Linked DNA regions of Homo sapiens: region 2 is linked to region 1. Evidence: chromatin contacts called from ENCODE Hi-C or POLR2A ChIA-PET data. All regions are on one chromosome and are shown on one strand. Each heading gives the region's core, a stretch centred on a gene start or an enhancer-like site at or near the end of the contact. The rest is flanking DNA. Distances are from core to core; before and after follow the strand shown.

Region 1 (4,801 bases), core at 1,975-4,474:
CCTGTCTCTACTATAAAATACAAAAATTAGTCGGGCTTGATGGTGCATGCCTATAATCCCAGCTACTCAGGAGGCTGAGGCAGGAGAATCGCTTGAACCTGGAAAGAGGAGAGATTGCCCCACTGCACTCCAGCCTGGAGGACAGAGCAAGACTCAGTCTCAAAAAAAAAAAAAAAAAAAAAAAAAGAAATTATGATTTTCTGTTTGTAAAATTTCTTCTTTGTTTATTTGTGGGTATTATTTATAAAGAAGAGCTGTCCTTTCCTTATCTCTATACCCCATTTGTTTTTATTAATATGGAGTTTTAAAAATCATTATATTATTGATTTTGGTCATTATTTCCTTTAATGCTCAAATTAACCCATATTTGGTCAGTGGGAGCCTCATCAAGCTGTTTCTCTGAGCCTTTGCCATATCCCCATTAGTTTTTTTTTTTTAGCATAGTTTGATAGTTTCTGGCACAATAAGATGTTCTATGATTACCTTTTGCTTTACCTGCCTCAGTCCCAGAATCAGCCATTATCTTAAAGAGCTCCCTGGTTCCTTTTGGTGGGTAATGGCATTCAGAAACTATGATCTGGACACAAGATGTGTTCATTGCTACATGAATGCCTTTTGCTTCTAGGCCCTTTTAAGAGAACAGAGCTAGCAATGAATATTTTTAAGTATGTTTGTGCGTATTTGTATACATAATGAAGATTTGATACTGATTTCTGTAATTCCAATTTAACAATATAGGTTCTTTTTTCCCTCATTTCATATTTGTATCTCCTTGAGAGCCCTGGTTACTTATAGCATCAATATGTTTCAAAATATTTACACATTTGCAGAATACTATAGTATGCAAAGGTAGTTTCAGAATTGCTACATAAATACCACCATCAACAATAAAGTATTAAGTAATATTTAAGATTTTTTTGTAATTCTTTTTATCCTTAGGATATTTTGCACTGACAGTGTTCAGTTAGAGTAGTGAGTTCAAAAATTATTTGGATTAATTTTTTTATTATCTTCTGGGTAGTTTCATTATCTATTTGCTATATAGCTCTATTTATTTATATTAGTATTCAATTCTAGACATTTTCTCTCCCATTCATTGTCAAGCTGACTTACACTTAAAAATTAAACATTTACACAGTTCAAAACTCCAGTATATAAAACAATATACTCAGATGTCCCATATTTCCCTATCCCTTCTCTCCTGTTTCCACTCATCTCCTTCAGGTAATCAGTTTCATTTCTGGGTTATTCTTCCTGTATATCTTTTTGCAAAAATAAGCAAATGAATCATCTGTGTATATGTGATGTATATATATATATTCTTATTTCCCCTTTTTCCTAATATAAAACCTACTACCTTAGATGTATTCTTAAGCACATAGCTTGTTTTACTTAACATATTCTTAGAATCTCAAAATCAGTCCATAAAAGTTCATAAAGATCATCCTTATTCTTTTTTTACAGCAGTATATAGTGCCATCTGTGAATATACTATAGTTTATTCAATCTTTTCTTTATAGCATCTAGGATGATTGCAGTATTTTGCTATGATAAATAATGCTACAAAGAACAATCTGTGTATGTTTTCTTTTTTCTTATTATTGGAATGTGTCCTCTATAAATTACTCAAAGGAGGCAGCAAATATCACATTATGTTAATAACAATGAAAACTAGTGCTATATTTTCATTTTAGGAGACTTGGACACAGTTGTAGGGCTGGACAAAGAACTGAGTAATGCCAAAGTGGAACTTGAACTCATGGCTAACAAAGAAAGAGAAAGTCAGGTGAGTTTTCTAGTCAAGTCTTAATTTCTAAATCCCTATTATTTTTTCTTTCAAAATAGTTTATATTTAAAAGCATATAATTCTCCAAGTATAATATCTGAGTCCAAATGCCAGGTATGACTTTTTTCTTTTTGGAGATAAGTTATTTTATATATACATTATCTCAAAAAGATGCTCCTGTTTTTAGATTGGGACCATTAAAACTTATTAAGTGCTGGAAAAACGTAACCCTCTCTCCCCATTGCTAACTGGAATAAAATAATTGTAAGGGCCGGGTGCAGTGGCTCATGCCTGTAATCCCAGCACTTTGGGAGGCCGAGGTGGGCGGATCACTTGAGGTCAGAAGTTCAAGACCAGCCTGGCCAATATGACGAAACCCCGTCTCTACTAAAAATACAAAAATTAGCCAGGTGTAGTGGCGGGTACCTGTAATCCCAGCTACTTGGGAGCCTCAGGCAGGAGAATCGCTTGAACCTGGGAGGTGGAGGTTGCAGTGAGCTGAGATCGTGCCATCACACTCCAGCCTGGGCAACAAGAGCAAAACTCCGCCTCCAAGATAATAATAATAATAATAATAATTGTAAAGCACTAGTGAAAAAAGGAAGTGTTGTGTGATTGCTGCTTAGAGTTATGACATTAGACCCATGAAATCAGTTTTAGAAACATGAAACGAGAAATTTGAGTATAATCAATGTTTATTGAGTACTCATGTGCAATGTACTGTGCTAGGTATTTAAATTAGCACTAATGCTCACAACTCTACACAAAGTAAGTGGTGTCGGCCCAATTATTATAGACGAAGAAGTTGAAACACTGATTTCTCTTTTAAAATGGGAGTGGAAAATAGTCAGGTAACTAATAAATGCCAGAGTTATGATTCAAACTCAAGCCTTTTGTGACTTCACATACTTCCTAAGAAGATTCATTTCCTAGAGCACATTTTTCCCACCTTATGCTTTAACTCGCTCTAGCATAGAGTTCTCATCAATTTTTTTAGAAGAGGCCTTTCAGCCTTAGAGATTCCCTTCCCCCTGCCTTTCCTCCACAGCTAGTTGCATATTCAACTATGATGTTGAAGAAATACTAGGACCACAGCGCAGAGTTACAGACTGAAACTAAAAGCTTATTTGTTACTATGTTGGCATCTCTTTTAGAAGATCAGTCAGTGTCATGGCTTCCTAAACTCAGTTTAGCTAGCTAGTCCAAATAGCTCTTAGTTTTTTTTTTTTACCTTTTGCCATAGCTAGATCTGTAATATAAAACCTGTGTTTCTATTTGTGATGGAATTATCATATTTTATCTTTTGATTTCATTACCATATTTCTGCTTACTAACAGACTCATGTTTTTCAACTCAATTAGTTTTCAGGATATGAGAATGTGTGGCATTTAAGAAATACCAGTTTTAAAAATCCCCTAGTCTCCCTTCCTTTTTGTGGTTCTACCTTAGCCGTTATCTGAGTATTCATATCAGATATTTTAGTTTCCACATCCTCTTCCTGTGTTTCTCACATTTATCAAATCCAGAGTAATGTTACTTTTTGATTCTGTCCTGTTTTCAGGATCATGAAATTGTAATGCCTATGAATAGATATTTTGAGTGAGTGATATTTAGCTATTGCTAAATTCCTTTAAAGGGTTTATTTAAAATAATTTGTCCTTACCATAAAGATTGTATGGATATATGGTATCTACAGGAAAGACATTATAGCCTAGTGGCTCTGTGTCAGCTTCCCTGAGTTCACATTCTGGATTTACCACTTACTAGCCAGCCCTGTGATTTTTGAACAAGCTCCTTAATTTCCCTCAGACTCAATCACCTTGTCTGTAAATTGAAGAGTAGAAGAAATCACCTTATGTATAAATCAAAGAGTAGTTATCTCATAGGATTTTTGTGAGGATTCACTCATTCATTCATTAGCTATATGGGGACCTTCTCTAAGCTTGGGCTAGTGCTGGGGATGAGGTAGTGAATGAAATCAGTAAGGTCTCTGGCTGTATGTAGTTAATTTCTCCTGGGGAGATACAGACAATAAATAAACATTATAATTATAGAGTATAGTAAGTGATATGAGGGAAATGGTAGAAAGCAACATGGATGGAGACCATCTTAAATAGGGTGGCCAAAGAAGGCTTCTCTGAGCAGACGACATGTAAGCTGGGACCTGAGGATGAAAAGGAGGCAGCCCTGGGAAAGATATTTCAGGCAAAGGGAGTAGTAGTTGTAAAGGCCGAGTCAAGAGAAAGTCTGGTGTTCCTGGAACAGAAAAAGTCTAGTGTGCCTACAGTCATGAGTGAGCAGTAAAATGGCAGATATCAAAGTAGGAAAAGTAGGCAGGAGCCAGATCACTAGGTTTGTTAAAAGGATTAAATATACACAAAACATTTATTAGAGCACCCGGGGCATAGTAAGTGTTAGCAGCTATGGTTATTATCAAGATTTTTTTTTTTTTGAGACGGAGTCTTGCTCTGTTGCCAGGCTGGAGTGCAGTGGCGTGATCTTGGCTCACTGCAACCTCTGCCTCCCGGGTTCAAGTGATTCTCTTGCCTCAGCCTCCTGAGTAGCTAGGATTACAGACACACACCAACACACCTGGCTAATTTTTGTATTTTTAGTAGAGATGGGTTTCACCATGTTGGTCAGGTTGGTCTCGAACTCCTGACCTCGTGATCTGCCCACCTCAGTCTCCCAAAGTGCTGGCATTACAGGCATGAGCCACCGCGCCCTGCCTATTATCATGATTTTTAATGAACTTTGTCATAACCAAGTACTTGTCATTTTCTGGTGAGAACACTGAAAGTTTAGGGCATGTAGTGCCAGCTTTTGGCAATATTTCTTCATAGGTGGTGGCGTGTTCTTCCATCAGGAGGCATGTAATGTTTGGTGATCTCTTGTGATGTTAGCAGCTGTTGCTGTTTGATGCCTTATCCATTAATTCATTAAGGGTTGCAAAATGGAGATATCCTAATGCTATCATTGTTTTCATTTGTTAGGTGAAATACATAAAAACTTCAT
Region 2 (4,704 bases), core at 1,995-4,494, 200 kb before region 1:
ACACAATGTGATAATGTGCCACATTGCAAGATATGACCACGAGGGGAAACTGGGTAAAGGTTACATGGGATCCTTCCGTATTATTTCTTAAAACTGGTGACTCATGCCTGTAGTCCCAGCTACTCAGAAGGCTGAGGTGGGAGGATCACTGAAGCCCAGGTCGAGGCTGCAATGGGCCACTGCACTCCAGCCTGGGCAACAGAGTGAGACCTTATCTCAAAAAAAAAAAAAGTTGAATTTTCAAAAATAATATGTAATTATATCCACAAAGATAACAATACTTAACACTTAGGAGTCAACAGCAAAAACCAGAAATTACCCTTGGTAGGTTAGGCAGAAAGGAATGTAATACAGGGAATTAGATCACCACAAAATTGTCGAAAGGCCTGGAGGAGTAACATCTAGGCTGATCTTCTGGGTACAACTGCTAAATCAAGCACCACAGTATGGACACACCAAGGAAGTATCTACCTCCACGACCTGGAAGCCAGGAACCAACCAGGAGGCCACGGTACTGTCAGCCCCAGGGACCTATCAACGCAGCCACAATCCATGATAACAAAATGAATGCTCTGTACCCTCCCACAGACCCATGAGGTAGTAGCTAAGTGGGAAGCGGAAAATCCAAACCCCTCTGTGTCCTTCCCCTCACTTTCCCCTTCCAAATCTCCCAGTCACGTGCCTGGCTAAAGCCAAGTCACGTTTACAACCAAACTACAGTGGGGTCTGGGAAAGGTAGTCTTTAGCTTTTTAACCTCCAGATGTAGATTCTTTTGCCCTTCTGTCAGGGAGATGACAAGTAGTGAAAAAGCAAGCAAAACAGCAAGAAGTAATAGGTCTGCATATTCCAGAAACAAAAAGGTCCTAAGGTAACTTCATGATCCAAAGATGAATATCCAAATGTCCATCAATATTGGTAACCAAATAAACATTAAATTAAACAATACGATAGCATATTAACTTCTCAAATTAGAAAATACCAGTGTTGCTGAGAGTATAGAGAAATAAGCAAAAATTTTGCATACTCTTTATTCTAGAAATGGTACCTTTCAGGAATTAAACGTCCATACCTATAATAAATATTTGGTTACAAGGATATTTATGTTACTTACAATAGCAAAAAAAAGAACCTAAATACCAAGAAGAGGGACTGTCTAAACTATGGTACATCCATATACTGAAAAACTGTAACCATTAAGAATGATGTTGAAGAAGACTGAATGATAAGGAAAAAAAGTTATGATTTCCCAAAAAAATGTACATGAAACTCCATTTTTCACCTTCCCCCTCCACCAGAAAGTAAAAGAAATTATACAGGATAGAGAACATGTTAACAGTAAGGAGATTATGGAGATTAATATTTATTTTCTTTATGCATAGGCTATTTCCCTGAATGTTTTACTGAAAATACGTACTACTTCTGTAACCAAACGAAAAAAAAGTAGTAAGAATTTTTTTAACCAACTCATGAAGAATAGTTTCTCATAACACTAGTTTATTCTGGTAAACAGAAATAGAAATTACAAGTTATAATATTCAGTAGCCATTCCTTTGACTCTGCTTTTCTATTTTCCTTCTCCACTACCAATTTATCCAAGTTGCCACATTTGCCTACTTAATTCTGAATTTACTCACTCCATTCCATCCACTCAAACTTGCAACCTCTTGTCTCCTCATTTTCACTAAAACACTTGCCCATATGTACGTTTCTCCTGGCATATTATCCACAGCTAAGTATCAACTGGCACACTTTTCTGAGCCCTCTCTCACACAAGTTCTTAAAGAACCATTCCCAACACTTGCAAGGAAATAGGCAAACCCACAAACATAAACTTTCGTTAAGATAAAGTCAAACATAAAAAGACCAGTCTACAAGCTCATACTTAAAACTGGATACATACTCCTTACAGCCACACATTCTTACAGACTCAGGGAATCAAGGAGAGAGGTCTTTCTCTTTCATGTCAGCGTCCTCTCCATTCAACTTCATCTTTCAGTCTTCTAAGCTGAACACAGAATTGCACCTTTTGTTTCATTCCTAGAATGACAAACCTTACTCTTTCGTGGTACTGAGCACTTAAATAAATTAGTTTATACTTTTAAATGCACTCTCACTAGTCTAAAACTCTAGGTAGGAAGGGTCCCTATTTGTTTTGCTCATCTTTGTAGCCAATGCCTAAGAATACGCTCCCAGTAGCATTCAATAAGTAATGAATAAACGACTGTATTATTACTGATGCATGATTCTGTCAATACAGTCAAAGCACACACTACGTTCCCAACTTATAAGTAAGGAAAACGAGGCTGGGGCGGTTCAGCGGCGAGTCAGCGCAGACCCAGGAGGAGAGCGGGGTCTCGGAGCTGCAGGAAGTACGGTCAGCCATGCAGCGGCAGGGCTGGGGGGCATGCAAGGTTCGCGCTTTGCAGACTCTCCGTAAGGGCTAGTGTCAATAAATCGAGTTACGTGCGGTGGTGAGCGGACAAGCTAAGTTGGCATATAGTACGTGGTTCAGTCAGTATTTATGAATGACTCAAGACACAAAAATAGCTTCATAAACAGTGCTTTGCTTGAGTTTGTCCGCTCACTACCGCACGTAACTCGATCCGGAGAATTAATCCGTGGCGAATTCTCCAATAACTGCGCGCGCACAGTAAACGGAGAAGCTGAAGCTGGGAGATGAGTTGATCGTTTTACAGAAGCAACCAATAAACTCCCCAGGCCGGGACCCAAACCCACCGGAACAGCAACTGGAAACCTACATCCTTGGTGCACCAGGCCGTCCAACTCTTCAGCGGAGGCCTGCAGGTGGCGCTGATCTCACCACGTTTCCCCTCCACAGGCCAGGGGCCAGGCCTGGCTACCGGGCCCGCGACCTCATTCATCTGGCGTCCGCCGGCCCCGCGCGCCGCGCAGGCGGGGGCCGTGGCCACCAAGCCCGGGCGCAGTTTCTCTCCGCCCACGGCAGGAGCGAAGGAAGGCCCTGGCGCGAGCGGGTAAACTGCCCACCGGGCGGCCCACCCGCTGCGCCCCCGGCCCGCAAGAGGCAGTCCCAATAGGTTGGCCCGCCTGGCCGAAGTCCGCCCGGAGCCCGCTCACCTGTCAGCCCCCACTGCCGTAAGTCCTGCTCCTGCACCCGCGCCGCCTCGGCTCGGCCCTCAGTATGAAGCCGCAGTAAGAAGCCAGGGGCTTGGCCCCCGCGGCTAGTAGCGCCCGCGCGCTCCATCGGGCCGGTAGAGGCCCCGCCCCGCGCGGCCAAGCGCGCACCTCCCTCCCAACTTCCCAACGCGCGGGGGCGCGCGACTGCGCGCTGGGGCCCACCTACGAGCGAGGCGCCGCCAGAGGGCGCGTCCTGCCAAGATATCCGGAGCGGAGCTGGTGCAGTCACCCTTCCGGACAGGCAGTTCTTGCAGTGCGGAGCGTGGAAGGGCTGCCCAGTTCTCACCAGTCGTGCTTCTGAAGCGCTAGGCGTCTGATCACGCACAGGACGTCTGATTGCCTGAACTGCCCGTCAAGGAGGTGGCATGTGTTCATCATTCATTTATTATTTAATCAACATCGACTATCATGTGTCAGACACTCCGCTGGGCCCTGGGGGTTCTAGAAGTAAGACTTGTTCCGTGCCCTCCAGTGATTCACGATAAGATCAAACTGTTCTTGTTCGGTTTACCTAGTGATAAATTGATTTAGTCCCTGAAATCCCTTTCTTACTGCCTGTGACCTGTAGGCCAAAATTGGGAACCTCTGAATAGTAGTAAATTAAAATCACCAAAGACGTCATTGTGGCAGTGGGTATCTCAAGTGCATTATGGGGAGCAGATTGAGGCAATGTGTTCAGTTAGGGGTCACCGTGACTCAGCATCAGCTTTGAGTGGATTTATGATGTAGTATACCACTAATATAAATATGATAATAACAAAATAGCTGCATTTATTGATGAAGTTCTGGGTGGTGTCCTAAGGGCTTTAAGTATATTTTCTTATTTAACCTTCACAATAACCAATAATTAGGTGTTATAATTGTCCCCACATTGTAAATGAAGATATTGGGACTTGTAATGGTAATTGGCAGTACTGGAACAGGAACGATATTATTCTCTGGCTAATGTCATTAGAATAGTATTCTCATTTAGGTTAATCTTGGTGCTTCCTTCTTCAGTAAACTCATGTTAAATTTGTACCCTCCATTCTCATCTTCCTCTAAAATAAAAGGGAGAAATTTGTTCTGAGCTAGAAAAGGGATGACTTCAGATTGGTTTATTCATAAAAACTCAAGCAAAGCACTGTTTTATGAAGCTATTTTTGTGTCTTGAGTCATTCATAAATACTGACTTTCATGCGCGTCCGTGTGAAGAGACCACCAAACAGGCTTTGTGTGAGCAATAAAGCTGTTTATTTCACCTGGGTGCAGGTGGGCTGAGTCCGAAAAGAGTCAGCGAAGGGAGATAGGGGTGGGGTCGTTTTATAAGATTTGGGTAGGTAAAGGAAAATTACAGTCAAAGGGGGTTTGTTCTGTGGCGGGCAGGAGTGAGAGGTCACAAGGTGCTCGGTAGGGGAGCTTTTTGAGCCAGGATGAACCAGGAAAAGGACTTTCACAAGGTAATGTCATTACTTAAGGCAAAGACGGGCCATTTAAACTTCTTTTGTGGTGGAATGTCATCAGTTAAGGCAGGAACCAGCCATCTGGATGTGTACGTGCAGGTCACA

What was found. A loop is a pair of places that touch in the nucleus more often than their neighbours do. ChIA-PET counts read pairs that join two places held with the same protein, here RNA polymerase II (POLR2A). Pooled maps may share reads with other maps.
Region 2: a loop to region 1 is called in a map of OCI-LY7, with 4 times the contacts of the local background. The contact joins the promoter of CHD1L here to the enhancer-like site in region 1. A Hi-C loop is called at or near these places in 1 of 168 maps with a recorded cell type or tissue (OCI-LY7) and 7 of 50 pooled maps. POLR2A ChIA-PET finds 5 or more read pairs at or near these places in 3 of 52 experiments (OCI-LY7, Panc1 and activated B cell).

Annotation. Positions count from the first base shown.
Region 1 is chr1:147,045,119-147,049,919 of GRCh38, reverse strand. No RefSeq gene overlaps it. Among named protein-coding and RNA genes, the nearest start is that of TRH-GTG1-2, 26 kb to the left of the region's middle. Within about 2 kb of position 3,224, at least 3 of the 41 ENCODE cell types and tissues checked have a DNase peak (open chromatin) inside an H3K27ac peak, as active enhancers do; they include OCI-LY7, where a contact is called at or near this core.
Region 2 is chr1:147,241,224-147,245,927 of GRCh38, reverse strand. CHD1L (chromodomain helicase DNA binding protein 1 like) reads right to left here and starts at 3,244. Exons shown (of 23, transcript NM_004284.6): 1 at 3,098-3,244. The coding sequence starts at 3,224. RefSeq lists a silencer at 2,793-3,412.